Regions from separate parts of the Homo sapiens genome. Here all the other regions are linked to region 3. A link is a contact called in ENCODE Hi-C or POLR2A ChIA-PET data. All regions are on one chromosome and are shown on one strand. The core of a region is the stretch at or near the end of the contact, and the rest is flanking DNA. Distances in the headings are between cores, read along the strand shown.

The links. Hi-C counts contacts between places; a loop is a spot of excess contacts on that map. ChIA-PET counts read pairs that join two places held with the same protein, here RNA polymerase II (POLR2A). Pooled maps may share reads with other maps.
Region 1: a map of chondrocyte shows a loop between it and region 3 (5-fold over the local background). The contact joins the promoter of ARHGEF7-AS2 here to the promoter of PRECSIT in region 3. A Hi-C loop is called at or near these places in 1 of 168 maps with a recorded cell type or tissue (chondrocyte) and 3 of 50 pooled maps. POLR2A ChIA-PET finds 5 or more read pairs at or near these places in 1 of 52 experiments (HEK293).
Region 2: a loop to region 3 is called in a map of cardiac septum, with 7 times the contacts of the local background. The contact joins the enhancer-like site here to the promoter of PRECSIT in region 3. A Hi-C loop is called at or near these places in 2 of 168 maps with a recorded cell type or tissue (aorta and cardiac septum) and 7 of 50 pooled maps.

What each region holds. Positions count from the first base shown.
Region 1 is chr13:111,114,333-111,117,516 of GRCh38, forward strand. It overlaps ARHGEF7-AS2 (ARHGEF7 antisense RNA 2), which reads right to left and starts at 1,346. Exons shown (of 2, transcript NR_046667.1): 1 at 1,215-1,346; 2 at 1-586. It overlaps ARHGEF7 (Rho guanine nucleotide exchange factor 7), which reads left to right and starts at 978. Exons shown (of 22, transcript NM_001354046.2): 1 at 978-1,359. The coding sequence starts at 1,195. RefSeq lists a silencer at 851-940.
Region 2 is chr13:111,005,473-111,008,609 of GRCh38, forward strand. No RefSeq gene overlaps it. Among named protein-coding and RNA genes, the nearest start is that of LINC00431, 41 kb to the left of the region's middle. RefSeq lists a silencer at 1,841-1,970. Within about 2 kb of position 1,444, at least 27 of the 41 ENCODE cell types and tissues checked have a DNase peak (open chromatin) inside an H3K27ac peak, as active enhancers do.
Region 3 is chr13:110,868,345-110,871,787 of GRCh38, forward strand. PRECSIT (p53 regulated carcinoma associated Stat3 activating long intergenic non-protein coding transcript) reads right to left here and starts at 1,964. Exons shown (of 1, transcript NR_027701.1): 1 at 1-1,964. RefSeq lists enhancers at 1,021-1,707, 1,065-2,264.

The DNA.
Region 1 (3,184 bases), core at 96-2,595, 250 kb after region 3:
TCTAGCCTTTGTCATTGAATGGATTAATGTATGTGCCTGGCATAGACTAAGTGCTTTGCTTGTTAAACTGCCCGCGGGTCATAGCGAGCAAACTGGGGGAGCGCCCAGGGACAGTGGATGGAGTGAGTGGAGACTCGTGTCCTTTTAAGAAGAGGCTCCATTTCTTCCTCGCATGTCAATGTGTGCGTGTCATCAGTTGTTCGAGGAAGCTCGCGCATGACGCGACACTTGCCGTCTGGGCTCTCCAGGTTCGGCCTGCTGCTTTCACAGCCCAGATCTTCGGCGTCCCCGAGACGCAGCCAGGCGCCCGGCCCGGCCCGGCCCGGCCCTCTGCACAGCCCCACTTCAGGCCACGCCGTTTCCTTGACCTTCCCCCGGCAGGGTCTGAAGCGTCACCGTCCGTCTAGAGCAGAGTCGCGCAGGCCCCTGCCCTGCCGGTGAGGTCGGCGCCGCGCTCCGGAGAGTCGGTTCCTCCCGATTCAGACCCATATGGCTTCAGATGGAACCATCATTTCTGTTCCGTCATGACCGGCTTGCAAGGTAGCAAAGCGAAACAAACGTCTCGTTTTCAGCCTGTCCCCGCCACCTTGAAATAAAACCGGCAAAAATAAAAAGAGCATTCTGGGAAGTACTTCATCATTTCAACGCTCACGAATTCAAAACATAAACAAAGGCTTCCGAGTGCCCCGGCCAGGGGCGCGGGGCGCACGGCGGGCCCGGGGCAGGTAAGCGCAGGTGCGCGCCCGCCCCCACCCCCGGCTCCCTCCCCATCCGCTCCCCGCTCCCCTTCCCCTTTCCCTTCCCCGCCCGCTCCCAGCCGCCGCCGCCGCCCCGCGCACGGCCTGGAGCGGAGGCTGCGCAGGGCGCGGGGCGGCGCGGGCCGGGCGCGGGCCGGGCGGACGGCCGCGTCTTTCTTCTCCTGGCGGTGATGTCATTGGGCGACGGCGGCCGAGGCCGGGGGGCGGCGGCGGGCGCCCGCAGGTTCCCGAGCCGCTCCTGAGAAGGCGCCTGACAGCGGGCCGGGGCGCACGGAGAAGCGGGCCGGGCCGGACCTGCTGGGCCGCGCCGAGCCAATCGCCGGCGCCGGCCGCTCGATGGGCGAGGCGGCGGCGGCGGCGGCGGGGGCCGCGGGCCGGGCCGCCGCTCCGAGGTGAAGGCGCGCGCCCCTCCCCGCCTGCCTCCCGGGCCGCAGCGATGAATTCCGCCGAGCAAACCGTTACGTGGCTCATCACTCTGGGGGTGCTGGAGTCGCCCAAAAAAACCATCTCGGACCCGGAGGGCTTTCTGCAGGCGTCGCTGAAGGATGGGGTGGTCCTCTGCAGGCTGCTGGAGCGCCTGCTCCCCGGGACCATCGAGAAAGTAAGTCCCGGCCCGCGCCCCCGCCCGCGCCCCCCGGTCCGGCCCGCTGCGGCCCGGGATGCGCGCGGAGCACCTGAGGCCGGCCGCGCTCGGGAAACCCGTGCGCCCTCCTTTGTGCGCGGAGCGGCGGCGCGGCCGGCGCCAGGACCGTGGCGGGAGCTCGGGGGGCGCCATTGTGTGCGGGGCAGGGGGAGGGGGCCGGGGAGCGGGGTCGGGGGGAGGGGCGGCGCGGGCGGCGGGGGTCCCCGGGAAGGAGAGTGCACCGCAGCGAGGAGACGGGGCTTCTGCGCCGCCCGAACGCTAAGTTGCCCCTCCGCGTGGGGGGCCGGCCCCGCTCCCTGGCAGCAGCCGCATCGGAAACCGCGTTCCGACGCGGTGCGGCTCACTCCGCTGGCTTTGTGTGGACAGTTCTTGCCGGTGGCGTTGCGTGAGTTTCGCCTCCCAGGTTAATTGACCGGTTGCTCTGTATTTTTAAAGAGGCACGCATCTGTAGCTGAGGGCTGCGCTGTGAAACGATCTACTACTTTCCCCTCGAGAAAATTCCCCACCTATCCGAGCCGAGAGGACGGCAGACACAGGGTCTAAGTCCTGGCACTCTTCAAGGCTTGTTAAAATTCTAGATTTCGTTCTCAGGTCCCTCCCTCGTTCTGAACAGAACCTTTAGTCCTGCAGGCACTGCTTCTCCCTTCCGGCTGGTGGTTCCCAGGCTGGAGCGTGTGAACCCTGACCCGAATCTCTGGAAGTGATTAAAGTTTGTTTTCATCGCCCACAAGCCGGCCAGCAGGGCCGAGGAGGCAGGAGAGTTTCTAAAAACGATGTCTCCCTGTAGCTCAAAATACTAAAATCTTATTCCCAGGGTGTTTCTTCGGGGGGTGGGGTGGGGGTGGGGGTGGCCAATATATAGCGTTAAGATCAACAGTTATTTAAAAGGTGTTAAATATAGAAATTGAAGTGTACCATAATTAGGAAGAAGGATTTCAGTTTTTAAGTGGGGTGTATTGGCCCCCATACAGGATGACAACAACTTGTAAATAAAATGCCACGTAAGTGACTTGAAAAAGTAAAATGTTTAATTTTTTTCATTCACATGTACATATTCTCTTGCTACATTTTAAATGAGGTCAGAAAACATTTTATTTAATATGAATTTGGCTTGCATTCCACTTTTAGCTATTTTTCTTACTTGGAACATCTTTATGAAAACAGAATCTGCATATTAGAGTGAATGGCTGCCTGCCTGTCCATGAAATAAAAATGTTCCTTAAAAATGAACCTGATGTCACAGTGAAATTATGATTTAAGACAGGAGGACTGAGGAGCAGGAGCTGACTTTCAAGGCATTCAAAATACTTTGCTGTTTGGATACTGGTACCTCTGGTAATGAAAGACAGATGTTGAAAAGTGTTGAAATGCATGCAAAGTTCACCAAAATAGGCTTAAATAAAATTCTGTTCCATCCCTAAGAGCAAAGCTTTAAGAAGTGTCATATGCTGTATTGATAAAAACATGTCGCCATCAAAGAATATGTTGTTTGGCATATTAACTGTATTAATATTGATTGGCCGACTTCAATAATCATTTTCTTTTAAATTATAGAAAGATTTTCCTAGAAAACCGTAGCGTTCATTTCATCTCTAAAACAACAAAGAGAAGAACGAATAAAATGTTGAGCTTGCAGAAGCCAAGTTGAAACAACTCAACATATTCTAAAACTACAGTCATCTGGAAATTTCTTAGGTCAGAGCTGTTTTTGATTCCCCCTGAGCTCCAGTTGGTTTGTGTTAAACTGACTCTGTCACAATGAAAGTTTAATGTGAAGGCAGCG
Region 2 (3,137 bases), core at 194-2,693, 140 kb after region 3:
TGCTAGGTGGATTTGGCCACAATCCCCCATGGCCCTGAGATTTCCGCTTACTCATTTTCCATCCACTGACCCCACCCTACTCCTTAGCTACAAATTCCAAGTGCTTGTGCTGTCATCAGAGCTGAGCTCATCTCCCTCCACTGCGAGACCCACAGCAGCAGTCCCTGAACCTGTGGCCACTGCCCCTTGAGTAAATTCTGCTTTCCCTCTTCAGCAAGTATCATTGGATCATTTTTCTCTTTCGCCGTAGCTTTAGCTGAGTAATTGGAAGTTTCAAGCCTTCAAAAACACAAGAAACGCCTGCTGTACCCTACTTGCAGGGATGTGTAGAATCAGGTGCAATAATGTGAATCAAAGTATATTTAAATATTGTGGAAGTAAAAGGAGACCACTCAGACGAGAAACGCAGAACCTATCATTCGGAGCTTGCTGTAGCGAGGGCATCAGCTGCCGTCTCAAGAGCTTGAGAGGTACTGGAAGGCAGGCAGGGGAGTGGGAGAGATTTATGATGAAGACAAGGGGAGGCTCCTGCAGGCACGCCCTGAAGGTGGCTGTTGGCCTGAGGATGCTGCAGGCTGTGGCTGAATGAGGCACGCCGTGTGACCGGTGAGGGAGCGTGTTTGGCTCTCTATTCTTGCTCCTGAGTTGGAAGTAGGGACAAAAATTTGGGAAATTATTAATCTAGTCTGGACCATCGGGCCGATTGTTCCAGAATTATTGTTTGCAATCTGACTTCCTGCAAGTTTGACCTGCATTAGACGGCTGCCCAGGCTGGGCTTTGTGTCTCCACCCGGAGCTGGCTTCCGGGGCAGCAGCTGCAGGCTGTGTGTCCAAGCTCTGTTTTTATGTCTGCCCTGGCCACTGTCCATGTGTACATTTCGTTTCTCCACATGTATTAAAGTACTAATAATAATTCCTAATATGTGACTAAACTGATTTATGACATTAGTGTCCAATATTTCTGAAAATAGAGTATTTTTAAGCAAAATTCCAAAATATTAATTGAACTAAATAGACACTTTCCCAGAAACTTCCTTCAGAAAGCAACAGCTGCTGCTATTTAAAGATTTCCCTGAAATCAACTGCCCGGAAAGTTGAGCTGGTTTAATTGTGAGGTCCTCCGGGCTCGGGCTCAGCAGAGAGGGTGGGAGTAGGAACAGGTGGCTGGACTCAGTACCCAGGCCACTCTGTGCCCGGTGCCTGATTCTTCTATCAGAAGTCACAGAATTGGGAAGGAGCTCAAAAAGGGGCTTGTCCGGACCTCTCCCTGGAAGAGTACGTCTACATTATTTGTTAAGCAGTTCTACTGAGACCACAATCATCTTACTTGGCAGCTGATTGTGGATTCTAACTTCCAGAAAAGTCAAGTGGGAGGAGAAATTATATGAGGAGCCAAAGGCAGCCATGGGAACAAGGCAAGGAGTCTGTCTGTGGGACTGAAGGCTCCACACGAGGACGTCGCGACTGTTCTGGAGCCTTCGCTGGCTGAGGCTGAGTCATAGGAGACTGTACTGTCAGCGGGAGACCTCCCACCAGGCCTGAATTGGCCGACCTCACAGTAACACACACTCAAAAGCCCTTGGCTAAACACTCTTATTCCTGTCCTCTCTTTAAGACTTCACTTTCTTAGCAGCAGGCGTTGCCAAGGGATTTTGTTATTTTTAATAGCTTTATGGGATATGTAATAGTCTGTTTTCACACCGCTAAAAAGAGCTACCTGAGACTGGGTAATTTATGAAGAAAATACGTTTAATCACCTCAAAGTTCCATAGGCAGTACAGGAAGCATGGCTGGGAGGCCTCAGGAAACTTACAATCATGGTAGAATGCAAATGGGAAGGAAGCAAGTCTTTGTATGGTGGGGCAGGAGACAGAGAGAGAGCAAAAGGGGAAGTGCTACACACTTACAAACCACCAGATCTCGTGAGAACTCACTATCCTGAGAGCAGCACGGAGGAAAGTGCCCCCATGATACAATCACCTCCCACCAGGTCCCTCCCCCAACACTGAGGATTACAATTCAGCATGAGATTTGGGTGGGGACACAGAGCCAAACCATATCAGGGTGCAAGTGCATACATAGCTTGTGTAGTGGTGAAGTCAGGGCATTTAGAGCATCCATTACTAGAATGACATGTTGTACCCATTCAAATATTATTTTTAATGCACTTTAGAAAATCTCAAGCGTATATAAAAATTGTCACTTGCACTACAATAAAATGCTTCCCCTCACCCTAACCATTTGAGAATAAGTTGAGGTCATGATGTTCCATCGCCCCCAAATGGCCTCAGTGTACATTTTTTATGCATTTTTTATGAGGGGTTTCTCTCACACAGTTACAAAATGCCTATCCAAGTCAGGAAAATTACATTGTTACATTATACATTATGTAATAATACATTTCAGAACCATTACCACTATCTTATCCTTAGGCCCAGTTTAGCATTAACCCTTAGCCTCAAGTTTAGCGTGATGATGAATATACTGATTAATAGAATCAAATAAATAGCCTTTCCATATGTCTATGATAACTAACTATAAGATGTAATTTAGAAACATTTCTCACATATGAGAGGACTTTAAAAAGTTTATGAAAAAATGGAATTAAGAGATAAAAGTTTAAAATATGATTTTATTTCTCAACACGAGTTCCATCAAGTTCCAGACACTTTTGTAAGCAATGATACCATTCACTTAGTCCATCCCTAAAGAACTAAGTGTCCTGGGAATTTAACCATGTCAGTGCAGTCTTTTTTACATTATTAACTGGGAAAAAATGGGTGTCTTTTACAGATTTTTTAAATATTAGGAAGTAAAGAAGTCAGAAGGAACCTATCCAGGGTGGATGGTTAAAGATTTCCCATTGAAACTCTCGCAAAATCGCCCTCACTTGATGAGAGGAATGAGCAGAACCTTTGTTGTGGTGGAGGAGGACTCTCTGGTGAAGCTTTCTCAGGTGTCTGTCTGTTAAAGCTTTTGCTAACTTTTTACAAGCACTTTCATAATAAGCAGATGTTATCGTTCTCCGGCCCTTCAAGAAGTCAACAGGCACTATGCCATGAGCATCCCAAAACACTGTTGCCACGACCTTTGCTCTTGGCCAGTCTGCTTGTGCTGTGACGGGGCCACTTCCACCC
Region 3 (3,443 bases), core at 714-3,213:
GCATTAAAAGTCCCATGTCCATAAAAACCCCTCAGTAGGCTGGGCACGGTGGCTCATGCCTGTAATCCCAGCACTTTGGGAGCTGAGGCAAGTGGATCACTTGAGGTCAGGAGTTCGAGACCAGCCTGGCCAACATGGTGAAACCCCATCTCTACTAAATATTGAAAAATTAGCCAGCATGGTGGTGGGTTCCTGTAATCCCTGCCACTCAGGGAGGCTGAGACAGGAGAATTGCTTGAACCTGGAAAGTGGAGGTTGTAGTGAGCTAAAATCACGCCATTGCACTCTAGCCTGGGTAACAGAGAGAGACGCTCTGTCTCAAAACAAAGAAACAAAAACAAACAAACCTTCAGTCCCAAGCAAATTGGGACAGTTGGTGACCCTGGTGGAGCACATGCTGTAAGATTATTTCCTAAACTATGAGTGGATAAGAATTGTTCTGAGTCTGTCCCTGTTCAGAGTCCTCATTCTTTTTCCTTTTCCTGTCAAAGCTAGTTTGATTCCTAGCAGGATTCTAGGTTAAACAACGGTTTCTTCTCAGACCTCTGGAATAGGTCCCATTGGCAGGCCACCCACATTGTCCTGAAAGTGTTCCTGACTGTCCACACGCATTAGTCCACAGGACGGAGCCACACAGCCAGGACGGAGCCGCACATCTGTTCTCCTCCACCTTTGGTCAATTCTATGCCCACCTGGTTCTTGGAAATGAACCAGGATATGTAACAAAATCCATTTTTTTCTCCTTAGGATGAAATGATGTTGAAGGAAAGAATGTTATTTGAGGACCTGCTGTCTGTCCTTTTGTTTAAAGTTGCCATTTCCAAGAACCTAATGACGACCTTAAGTGAGGAATTAGTGTGCTCATAAAAAAGTTTTAGACGTTTTACGCTTACAGGAAAATGGTGAGGATAATGCAGAGAGTTCTCATGCAACAGAAATTTCTACTATTATTCATGTCTTACATGAGATGGGCACACCCTGTCCCCGTGTCCGAGGACTGGACAAGCCCACTCTAGCGGTGCACAGCTGGGGCGTGCCCCTCGGCAGTGGGGTGACCTGGCCCTCTCGCCCAGTGATGTCCTCATGCTTTGTGTCACGTGAACCACAAAATCTGAGTGAAAACGAAAGTCCATGAATGTCCAGGGCAGCTACCAGACGTGCGCAAGTAAGTCTCATGAAACAAAAGCTTCCCTGGATGGGGACAAAACACACTTCCTTCCGCTTGTCACCATCCCTGGCTCCTTCAACTCGGTCCGTCTCCATGACGTGTTCCTCTGCTTCTCTTCCTCCGAATAAAAAGGAAACATGCCTCGTAAGGACAGCAGTGCCGGGCTGGAGCCGCCTCTCCCCATCAGCACTAATGGCGTGGTACCTCTCTGCCCGCCCTTCTCTCTCCTCACCTGTGTTTTCCTTTCTTCCCGAACCTCCTCTTGGCTGAGGCCTCATGGGAAAAATAGGGGCACTCGCCCCATGGGCCCCAGGGAAATGCCAGTACCCCGGGCCGGAGAGTAGCCGAGCCCCAGACTGAGTCGTTGCTCCATGGGCCACAAAAGCTGGTTCCCGCACAGCAGCCGCCCTGGGCCCCGGCAGACACGACAGAATGGGTTTCCTTACACAAACCGCGCTTGGCAGATGTTGCCTGAAAGACAGGAACTCCGAAATTCCAACAGAACGGCCAGCGGGTGGCTCTCTGCTCTGGCAGGCTGCAGGCTCTCAGGGACGCCATGTCTCCGGAAGGTCAGCGTCAAATGCTGGTGAGAACTCACTCACTCCTCACCTCCGTGACAGGCACGTGTGTTGGCTCCACCAGGGTGCAGAAGCCACACGAGCTGCTTTAACAGAAGACATTCATGTAAAGCACAGCTCTCGGGCCGTGGGGCTGTTAACCAGGAGGGTGCACAGTGCATGCACCGCCCAGGTTCCGGTCAGTTTTGCTCCCACAGTCATCACCCTGGAGGGCGTTTCATGTTGTTGCTGTGAGAATTTGCCGTTGCTTGAGTGAGTCATGCTGACGTGGCCCCTACTCCAGGGTTTCCAGTCTTTCTGCTCCTAGACTGACTCAGCGCTGGTCATTAGGTGCTGTCCATCAAGGGGAACTTGCCCTGGGCATGGAAAATGCTGACCAGCTCCCTGTTTTGGAAAATGACCTCATCCCCAGGCTGCCCACAGGAGGCGGAGCATGCCAATGCCGTTCCTTACTGGTGTGTATATTACTGTTTTTGTCCTTTTCATGCAGCCTGCGGAGTGTACCTCTATAGCTGTCATTTCACTCCTGTGTTTTCTCGGCCTTGGGCGAGGATCCCATGCTGCTGGTAATGAAAGCTGCCTGTTCCCTCGGTTGTTTTCACAGTCCCTCCTTTCTCTTCCAGAGAGAGGTTTTGTTTTGTTTTGTTTTGTTTGAGACAGGATCTCACTCTGTCACCTAGGCTGGAGTGCAGTGGCATGATCTTGGCTCCCTGCAACCCTGCCTCCCAGGCTCCCATCCTCCCTGCAACCCATCGTCCCACCTGTGAAGGGAAAATAAATCTTGGGCCCCCAAACTCAAGCCAAAGGGAAAAGTCAAGCTGGGAACTGGGTCATGCAAACCTGCCTCCCCTTTTGGTCCCTAAATAAGATGCTGCAAGATGAAAAACTGCACACCTCCCCTATATTTTGTCCACAAGGAAATTCCTAGTGAGCTCCGCAATCTTTACTGTAAGGTGTTTCTGTTAAGATTTCACCACAGCAATGCAAATCGATAGCTCATCTTTACAGGTGCAGTCAACCCCTGCCCGCCAGACACAAATGCAAACCTGATTGTTCCCCTGCCCCCTTTGTCTAAGTCATCTTGTGTAAAAATAATGCAGATTCAATGAGCCAAACGCATGACTATTTTTCTCTACCCGCCTCTTAGATGAAAATTGTGTACTTGTCATTATCTCACCCTTTCCCCTTTAAATTTGGAGCCCTCAAAATCATCTTCGGAGAAAGGTACAGACTGTCTCCCGAGTGTTCGTCCTTAACTTTGGCGAGTAAACCTCCTAAAATGATTGAGACTTGTCTTGTCATTTTTCTCAATTGATACACCTCAGTCTCCCAAGTAGCTGGGACTACAGGCATGCGCCACCAAGCCCAGCTAATTTTTGTATTTTTTGTAGAGACAGGGTCTCACGTTGTTGCCCAGGCTGGTCTTGAACCCCTGAGCTCAAACAACCTGCCCGCCCCGGCCTCCCAAAGTGCTGGGATTACAGGCGTGAGCCACTACGCCTAGCCAAGAGAATTTTAAAACCATTGAGGAAATAGTGCCATTGTTGTGAATCAGAGACTTGATGTGCTATTTCATGTAGTGGTTCCTGTCGTTTTGCTTGCAAAATTGGCTTCAATTATCTTGAATTATATGAACTGTCAGAAAAGCCCTGCGGCAGATGATGGTAACGAAAAGACATCCTTTAGCAGACAGGGAA